2 separate regions of the Homo sapiens genome follow, and region 1 is linked to region 2. A link is an interaction called in ENCODE POLR2A ChIA-PET data of the cell type or tissue named here. Cell type or tissue: PC-3. All regions are shown on one strand. Links, peaks and the distances in the headings refer to the core of each region. The heading gives the core; the rest is flanking DNA.

Region 1 (6,168 bases), core at 958-4,957, 140 kb before region 2:
CAATGAGAACACTTGGTCACAGGAAGGGGAACATCACACACTGGGGCCTGTCATGGAGTGGGGGGAGGGGGAAGGGATAGCATTAGGAGATATACCTAATGTAAATGACGAGTTAATGGGTGCAGCACACCAACATGGCACAAGTATACATATGTAACAAACCTGCATGTTGTGTACATGTACCCTATAACTTAAAGTATAATAAAAAAAAAAGAAAATGTGATATATAAATCTCTCCCTCCAAAATGGAATATTATTTGTCCATAAAAAATAATGAAATCTTGTCATTTGTGACAACATGGCTAAACCTGGAAGACATTATGTTAAGTGAAATAAGCCAGGCACAGAAAGATAAATACTGCATGAGCCCACTCATATGTGGAATCTAAAAAAGTTGACCTTGGTGGGCATAGTAGCTCCCTCCCATAATCCCAGCTACTCGGGAGGCTGAGGTGGAAGGATCACTTGAGGCCAGAAATTCAAGACCAGCCTAAGAATCACAGTGAGACTTCATCTCTAAAAAATAAAAATAAAAATTAGCCAGTTGTGGTAGTGTGTGCCTATAGTCCTAGCTACTTGGGAGGGTAAGGCAGGAGGACTGATTGAGCCTAGGACCTCAAGGCTGTAGTGAGTTATGATCACGCCACTGCACTCTAGCCTGGGTAACAGAGCGAGAACATGTCTCTAAAAAATAAAAGAGTTGATCTCATAGAAGTAGAGAGTAGAATAGTGTTTACCACAGGCCAGGATGGTTGGGAGGAGAGGAGGATGAGAAAATGTTGATCAAAGAATATATAATTACAGTTACATAGGAGGGATGAGTTCAAGACATCTAGTGTACAGCATGGTGACTATAGTTAATGATGATATATTGTATTACTAAAATGCAAAGATAGTGTATGTTAAGTGTTCTCATCATTAAAAATGATAACTATGTGAAGTAATGCACTTGTTAATTAGCTAGATTTAATTATCCCGCAATGTATATATGCATAAAACATTATACATAATATATATAATTTCATGTCAATTTTTTAAAACCCTTCAATAATATAAAGAAGTCAGTTCCCTACAAACTGATCTATACAATACAATCTCAATCAAAATTTCAAGAAAATTTTATAGGACCTGAAAATTGATTCTAAAACGTATAAGAAAATGTAAGCCAGGTGTGGTAGCAGGCACCTATTGTCCCAGCTACTCGGGTGGCTGAGGCAGGAGAATGGCTTGAACCCAGGAGGTGGAGGCTGCAGTGAGCCGAGATCATGCCACTGCACTCCAGTCTGAGTGACAGAGTGAGACTCCATCACAAAAAAGAAAATGTAGAGTATCAAGATTATCCAAGATATTGTGGAAAAAGAACAAGATGGCAGGTCTTGCTGCCCCAGATATCCAGAGTTATTTTAAAGCAATGGTAAATAAGAAAGTATATAATAATTGGTGCAACAACAGAAAATTAGACAATCAAGAAGACAAAAACAGATCTAGACACATACAGACACTTGTTTTGTGATAAAGTGGCATTGCAGAGCAATCAGGAAAGGTTTATCTGTTCAATCTGTGATTCTAGGCAGATTGACTATCCCTTTAGGAGAAAAAATTAAACTTAACCCTACCACACATCATATACAAACACACCTAAAAAATCAATTTCAGGTGGATTGTAAATCTGAATCGCCAAGGTTAAAACCATAAAACTCCAAGAAAATGACATGGGGAGAATATGTTCATGACTGTGTATAGGGAAAGACTTGATCAACTGTACTACACAGATCTTCTGTTTATCAAAATTAAACATCAAAAGAATGTAAAGGCAATTCACAGAATGGGAGAAAACATTCACAACACAAATTTAACTCCCGGAGGGTTCATATGCAGAATATGTAAAGAACTTCTATAAAGACAACTCGATAGAAAATGAGGCAAAAAAAAAAAAGAAAATGAGGCAAGAGACTTGAATGGACACTGCATAAAAGAGGATATCTAAATGACCATTAAAATACAAAAAGATGTTCAATTTCATTAGTAATCTGGAATATGCAAATTAAAATAATAGTGAACTATTACTACAAGCCCAACAGAATGGATAAAATTTTAAAATATGACAGTACCAAATGTGGACAAGGATGTAAAACAAAGGCAATTTTCATATATAGGGAGGTTAAATTAGTGTAATCACTTCTGAAAACAGCTAGAAACAATGGAATCAGTCATATGCTACGGATGGGAAGGTAAATTCATAAAAAGATCTTGGTAAACAGTTTGGCATCATCTATAAAAGTTAAAATTGTGCGTGCATGTGCACACAAACTCCTTGACCCAGAACTCCACTCATAGACACATACGCCCAATAATGAGTGTAAATGTTCAATTGCACCATTCTTTGCAAGAGCCCCCAAATGTAAATGATATATTGTATTATACACACACACACACACACACACACACACACACACATATATTTTTGAGATGGAGTCTCGCTGTGTCACCCAGGCTGGAGTGCAGTGGCACACTCTCAGCTCACTGCAACCTCTGCCTCCTGGGTTCCAGCAATTCTTCTGCCTCAGCCTCCCAAGTAACTGGGATTATACCTGTATGCATCACCACACCTGGCTAATTTTTGTATTTTTAGTAGAGACGGGGTTTCACCATGTTGGCCAGGCTGGTCTTGAACTCCTGACCTCAGGTTCAGGTGATCCACCCACCTTGGCCTCCCAAAGTGCTGAGATTACAGGTGTTAGCCACCACGCCCGGACTATACTGTATTTTATATATATATATAAATGTCCATCAATAATAGAATGGAAAAATAAGTCATGGTATATTTATACCATGGAACACTATATGGCAACAAATCATAGTCACACCCAACACAGGTAAATCTCACAATGTTTGGAAAAAGAAGCAAGACAAAAAAGAGCACATACTCGATGATTCATTTATACTAAATTTAAAAAACAGGTAAAATTAAACTATAGTGATGAGGGAGGCATGCCTAAGCAGTAAAAGTATAAAGAAAACAAGAAAGTAAATAGACTTTCTTGAGACAGGATAATGGTAACCCTCAGAGGGCAGTGAGGGGACAATGATTTCAAGTGGACACAACAGGAGCTCCTGGAGTCCTAGCAATCTTACGTTTCTTGACCTAGTTTCTAGTTACACAGCTGAGCTGTTCTCTTTACATAAATCATTCAGTGTTTATTTTTGTTCCAGGCACTTTTCTTGATGTGTTATATTTCACAATAAAAAAGTCTAAAAAAAGACTCAGGGGCAGGTTAAACAGATTAGACAAAGCCAAATAAAGAAAAAGGGAATTGTAAAAGAGACCAGAAGAAATCGTATATAATGAATCTAGAGAGACTAAGATATGTTAAATATTAAATTCCAGCAAGAAAGAAGAAAGGATAAAGACAATCTTTAAAGAGAAATTTTAAATTGATAAAACATCAATCCTATTATCCAGATATTTTTCTGAATCCCAAGCTAGAAATAAAACACCTAGACTCATCATAGTGAACCTTCAGAACCATAAACTCAAAGAGAAGATCTTAAGAAGAGATATGAAAAAATTACATTACTTACAAAGAATCAAGGTATAGACTGACAGTTATCTTCAACAGCAATAACGGAAGCCAGAAGGCAATGGAATACTATCCTGAAAATGATAAACTGCCAAACCAGAACTTTACACCCAGAGAAAATCTCTTTAAGATTAAAATCAAAATACAGACATTTTCAAAATGATGAAGTTTATTATCAATGGGCCCTAAACTGTTAAAGAACGATTTTAAGGAAAATGATCCCCAAAAGAAGGTCAGAGATATAAGAAAAATGTAAGCAAAGAAAAAGGTAAATACAAGGTCAGGAGATCGAGACCACCCTGGCTAACACAGTGAAACCCTGTCTCTACTAAAAATAGAAAAAATTAGACGGGCATTGTGGCACACACCTGTACTCCCAGCTACTCAGGAGGCTGAGGCAGGAGAATCACTTGAACCCGGGAGGCAAAGGTTGCAGTGAGTCAAGATTGCACTAATGTACTCCAGCCTTGGAGACTCTGTCTCAAAAAAAAAACAAAAAAAAAGGTAAATACAGCTGGATGCAGTGGCTTATGCTTGTAGGAGGACCAAGTGAGAGGATCACTTGAGGCCAGGAGTTGAAGACCAGCCAGGGCAACACAACAAGACCCCATTTCTACAAAAAAAAAAAAAAAAAAAATTATCCAGGTGCAGTGGCACATGCCTGTAGTCCCAGTTACTCAGGAGGCTGAGGCAGGAGGATCACTTGAGCCCAGGAGTTTGAGGCTGCAGTGAGCCATGCTCACACAACTGCACAACAAAGCAAGACCTCATCTCTTAAAAAAAAAAAAAAAAAAAAAAAAAGGGCCCAGCATGGTAGCTCACACACACCTGTAACCCCAGCACATTTTGGGAGGCCAAGGCAGGAGGATCACTTGAGCCTAGGAGTTTGGGACCAGCCTGGGCAACACAGCAAAATCCTGTCTCTGTGAAAAAGAGATGGCATGTGGTGGCTCACACCTGTAATCCCAGCTACTCAGGAGGGAGGATTACTTGGGCCTGGGAGGTTAAGGCTGCAGTTAGCTGTGATCGCACAACTGCATTCCAGCCTGGGCAAAAGAGCAAGACCCCATCTACAAAAAAAAAAAAAAAAGAAAAGAAGAAGAATACAGGAAGGTAAACACTTTGGTAAATCTAAACAAATATTGACTATAAAACAACAACATAGGCCAGGCACGGTTGCTCACGCCTGTAATCTCAGCACTTTGTGGGACTGAGGCGAATGGATTGCTTGAGTCCAAGAGTTTGAAACCAGCCCGGACCACACCGCAAAACCCCGTCTCTACTAAAAATACAAAAAAATTAGCCAGGTGTGGTGGCGCACACCTGTAGTTCCAGCTACTCAGGAGGCTGAGGTGAGACAATCATCTGAGCCCAGGGAGGTCAAGGCTAAAGTGAGCCAAAATCCCACCACTGCACTCCAGCCTGGGTGACAGAGTAAGATCTTGTCTCAAAAAAAAAAAAAAAAAAAAAAAAAATCAAGAACCATTGGAACCAAGTGACAGTGGTGGCACATACCTGTAGTCCTAGCTACATGGGAGGCTGAGACAGAAGGATCATTTTAGCCCATGAGTTCGAGGTTCAGTGAACTATGATAAGTACCACTGCATTCCAGCCTGGGAAACAGAGTGACACCACCCTGTCTCTAAAAAAAAAAAACAATAAAGAAGAACAAAAATAATAATCGAATAAACATTTACATAAAAGTGAATGAAAAGGAAAGCAAAACAGGAATGGAGGAATAAATAGAGCAAGAATGGATGATTTTTCATTTCTGTCTTCGTTTTTTCTTTTTTTGAGACAGGGTCTCACTTGCTCTGTCGCTCAGGTTGGAATGCAGTGGCGTGATCTCGGCTCACTGCAACCTCCACCTCCTGGGCTCAAGCAATTCTCCTGCCTCAGCCTCCCAAGTAGCTAGGATTACAGGCGCCTGCTACCACGCCTGGCTAATTTTTGTATTTTTAGTAGAGGGGAGGATTTCACCATGCTTGCCAGGCTGGTCTCGAACTCCTGACCTCAAGTGATCTGCCCGCCTCGGCCTCCCAAAGTGCTAGGATTACAGGCGTGGGCTACCGCGCCCAGCCTATTTTTGTTTTCTATTCATCTCTTAAATTTATTCTATCTTATTTTTACAAGGAAGGAAGCCATGAATGACTTTTTCATTGAGTTTTTTATGACAGCAATCAGGAAAATGCAGTCATGCCTAAAGGGAAATGTGGAATCCAACCTGAGTTTAATACACATCAAAAGTCAAAATGAGGTGGGGTTAGATTATTTGCCACTTTAACTTTTCTATGCCTCTGCTATAGTAATTAAAGTGTATTATTATCAGATCAATTACTATTCACTTCAGTCTACCCTGCTGTTGCTCAAGTTATCCTTCGTTTAGTTGGAATAATCCAGGTGCTTGGCACAGGTGAATTTTCCTAATCTGCTAGAGCTTACCACTTAAACCCTATTTTCTTCTATTGTTGCTGATGTAAATAGTTCTAAAATGATGTAACTTTTTACACAGAATAGATTAAAATCACTGATCCTTTCTTGATGGCCCAAGGTCATTGGTATAAACGACTACTACTATTGCTGATAT
Region 2 (4,000 bases), core at 1-4,000:
CATACAGCCTTGAGCTCCTGGGCTAAAGCGATCCTCCTGCCTAAGCCTCCCAAGTATCTAGGACTACAGGTGTGCATCACTGTGCCTGGCCTCTTTTATTTTTTCTTATTCATGAATCTTCTCTTTTTCTTTCTGTTCTTCCTTCTTGTTCTTTTTTATTACCTCCACTATTTTTGTAATTAAGTACTTCTTTTTATCAAAGTAATACAGCTATATAATTTTTAAATCAAATAATATTATAAAGCTTATTTTTTAAAAGCACAATAGTCCCTTTCTCTACCTTTGCCTATAACATGCTCATAATATTTTTGGATTTTCAATATTAGACATTCTCTGTTGACTTTCTACTATTGAAATCAGTCAGTTTCCCAAAAGAGGAATCTTCATTCTCCTACCTAGAGAGTATTTGCCTGGTAATTAAACTATGGCTCTTAAAAGCCAAATAGGGAAATGGGGCTGTGGGTCTTACAGATCTATATGAAGACTTTTGTTTAATGACACCCCCAGCTGTGCCTTGTATTGCCAATCTAAAACCTCTTTGGGTCAATGTCAATTGGCAACCCCCAGACTTCTGCTTATATGGGGAAAGGATGGTTTCCTGGCCATGTGCATGGTTTTAACTCCTCCTGTTTTCAGCCCTACTCTTCAACATGGCTTCAGGACTATTTGGTACCTCTCATTTTTATATGTAATACCTCAATTTTTAAATGTTGGCAATTAATGCATAGCTATAAAAAATATTTAGCAAGGTTCAGCAAGCCTAACAAGATATCTGTGGGCTGGATGCATCCCTTGAGTTCTAACTTTGAATGCTTAGATGAGGAAAATTTTGTCAGGAAACTCTTAATCCAACCTAATGTCTTTTTGACTTAAATAATCATGGGCCAAAGATAAGTGCGTACACATTCATTCATTCATTCATTCTCTCTCTCTCCCTCTTCCCCCTCCCTCCCTCCCTCTTTCTCTCTCATATTCTCTGTGTACCTTTTGGATATATGATTCTAAGGCAGGCTAGTAAGGGAAAGCTGGCTTGCCATTGTATACCTAATGGCATGATCAGAACTAGACTCTAGATGACAAGCAGTCAGCATTTATTTGATGCCTGCTGTGTGTTTCATGTGCGTGCCGAGTGCTGAGAGAACGAGATGGAGAGTGGTCCTGAGTGTGAGCCAAAGTCAAGGCCTTCTTTTTCTTCTGCACACTCCTGCTCAGGAAGACTGTTAATCAGTCTTTGTTTTTTTTGCTATACAAACTCCAAAGAGATGAAATTTATTTACTGTATAAACAATACTATATAAGTCTTTCCAATAGGACTTCCTAGTGGGCTGAGGAGATCATTTCAAGATGTAAGACCTATATCCACTATAAAACTTGCTACCAGGGAAGATCAGGTCCAATTTTTTAGTAATTTCAAACAACTCATTCTAAAAATCCCTTTAAAAATTAAAGGAAGGGGCCGGGTGCAGTGGCTCATGCCTATAATCCCGGCACTTTGGGAGGCTGAGGGGGGCAGATCACTTGAAGTCAGGAGTTTGAGACCAATCTGGCTAACATAGTGAAACACTGTCTTTACTAAAAATTCAAAAATTAGCCAGGTGTAGTGGTGCACACCCATCATCCCAGCTACTCGGGAGGCTGTGGCAGAAGAAACGCTTGAACCCGGGAGGGAGAGGTTGCACTGAGCCGAGATTGCACCGCTGCACTCCAGCCTGGGTGACAGAGGAGACTCCGTCTCAAAAAAGAAAAACAAAAAAAAAAAAAGAAAAATAAAAATTAGAGGAAGGAATAGAACTAGAACTGGGAATTTTGCTGTGGCAGAGAAGAAGTCCATTGGAATATGTCTAAGACCTCTAAAGTAGGTAGGAAGGGCATCTGTTTTTATGTGGTAATTCTGAAAATAAAATAAGTAGACCAGCAGTTACATATAGAGCCAGTGTTACATATTGAAAGGAGCATTAGACTTAAAATCATACCTGGATTCAAGTCCTCTAACTTGAACTTAACTACCACTAACTACATGTCTGATTCTTAGCAAGTTACATAATAGTATTTGTCTGAGCGTCAGTTTCTTACATAAAATGTCTCCTACCTCTGCCTTATATTGTGTGTTGATTTAATAATCTTGGAAGCTTTCTGAAAACAATGTGTATTCAAATACAAGACATTGTTATTGCTATGTATAGTAAGATCGATGTAGATCCATCATTTCCAAAGCATTTTTTCCCTAGTAAGTTAGGTATGAAAGTAATGGATTTGGCAATGTGTGGGAAAGGTTGGTAGGTGTCTCTTGAAAATATTTATATTGCCTTTCCCTTCTCTTTCCCTGAATTCTTGTTAGAAAGGGCTTTAGGGTTTTCACAGGTTGAGTTGCTTTTCCAGAGCTACCTCTTACTCTAAGACCTTCTTATTTATGGAAAGAAGCATAATGTGATAGAGTTGTTAGGAATGGCTTTAAATTCCTGATCCATTTATCTTCCAACTGGGGGCTTTGGAAAAATTTCCTAATCTTACCAAACTCCTGTGAAATAAGGATAATACCACCACCAACAACAATAATACTTTCTTAGGATTATTGTGAGAGTACTTAGTAGCTACTCAACGACTGTTATTCCTCACTAAGAAAGCCTTCTCGGCTGGGCACAGTGGCACATGCCTGTAATCCCAGCACTTTGGGAGGCTGAGGTGGGAGGATCGCTTGATGCCTCAGGAGTTTGAGACCATCCTGAGCAACATAGTGGGAACCTGTCTTCACAAACTTTTTTTTTAAAACTAACTGCTGCTAGGCACAATGGCTCGTACCTGTAATCCTGGCACTTTGGGAGGCTGAGGCGGGAAGATCAGTTGAACCCATGAGTTTGAGACCAGCCTGAGCAACACAGCAAGACTGTGTCTCTAATAATAATAATAAAAAGAAAGAAGAAAAGAACGAAAGAAAGAAAGAGAACAGAAAGAAAACTGGGCATGGTGGCATATGCCTGTAGTCCCAGTTGCTCAGGAGGCTGAGCAGGACTATTGCTTGAGCCCAGGAATTTGAGGCTGCACACTTCAGCAACAGAATGAGACTCCGTGTCTACAAAAGAAGAAAAAGAAGGCCTTCTCCCTTTTTAAACTCACCTTTTAATAACTCCTTAGAGATCAAGACATTGTCCTTCCTTGCTACCCACCTGGAATGGCTGATTGAGTTGTTCTTGCATGAAGGCTGCCCTTGACTCATCAGTAGTTCAGGAGGGTTCTCTTATGTGACAAATTTTTCCCTGAATGGAAGGGAAAAACATGTATTTTTACTGCCGAGTCACTGTAACCACCCCCACTGGCAGTAGGCTGATGAAGTAGGCTGGAAACAGCTGTAAATGCATTTTTTTGGGCCTGCATATGTTTGTGTGCTCTGTCTTCTTTTTCTAGACATGTATTCACTCTCAGTGACTTAGGCCTAGGTATCTGCTTTTTCCTCCCATGTAACTGGAAAAAACAGCTGTTTTTAATTGGTTGCAAGTAGTTGGTTATAAACACATGTGAGGCACATATGATGAAAGAAGAACTCAGCATAACTGACTTTTTTGTGCAACTAAGCATTGATGCCTGTGGAGCTCTTTGAGCTGTACTGACAGCATTGGCTGTCCCCATCTGGCTTTTCTCATTTCTTAAGTAGTTATGTGGTCTCCAGGAGGCAGTCACTGCTCTGTCCGTATTGTCAGTATCCTTGATGGTCCTCTTTATGGTTTGACACTGGAAGACCCTGCAACTGTTCACTTGGGCCTTTTTGAAATGCTAAGAGGCTTGGATACCTTTTTTAGATGTACCAGGAAAAGAAATAGTCTATGCCTTGCAGTAAACTTTTTTTTTTTTTTTTTTTGAGATGGAGTTTCATTCTTATTGTCCAGGCTGGAGTGCAATGGCATGATCTCGGCTCACCGCAACTTCTGTCTCCTAGGTTCAAGCTATTTTCCTGCCTCAGCCTCCTGAGTAGCTGGGATTACGGGCATGTGCCAGCATGCCCAGC

The links. Peaks named below come from ENCODE experiments on the same cell type or tissue, not always from the same donor. Only the 100,000 strongest peaks of a DNase experiment are listed, where the experiment ranks them.
Region 1: POLR2A ChIA-PET joins it to region 2 with 15 read pairs; 1 of 35 experiments calls an interaction of 5 or more read pairs at or near these places.

The regions. Positions count from the first base shown.
Region 1 is chr14:69,211,588-69,217,755 of GRCh38, reverse strand. All of the region lies in intron 3 of EXD2 (exonuclease 3'-5' domain containing 2), which reads right to left. The region is part of intron 2 of GALNT16-AS1 (GALNT16 and EXD2 antisense RNA 1); the gene reads left to right. Among named protein-coding and RNA genes, the nearest start is that of EXD2, 23 kb to the right of the region's middle. In PC-3, for the core only: no CTCF peak of the experiment used is centred there; no DNase peak of the experiment used is centred there; H3K27ac peaks cover 384 bases.
Region 2 is chr14:69,068,552-69,072,551 of GRCh38, reverse strand. All of the region lies in intron 7 of DCAF5 (DDB1 and CUL4 associated factor 5), which reads left to right. Among named protein-coding and RNA genes, the nearest start is that of DCAF5, 83 kb to the left of the region's middle. In PC-3, for the core only: no CTCF peak of the experiment used is centred there; no DNase peak of the experiment used is centred there; H3K27ac peaks cover 715 bases.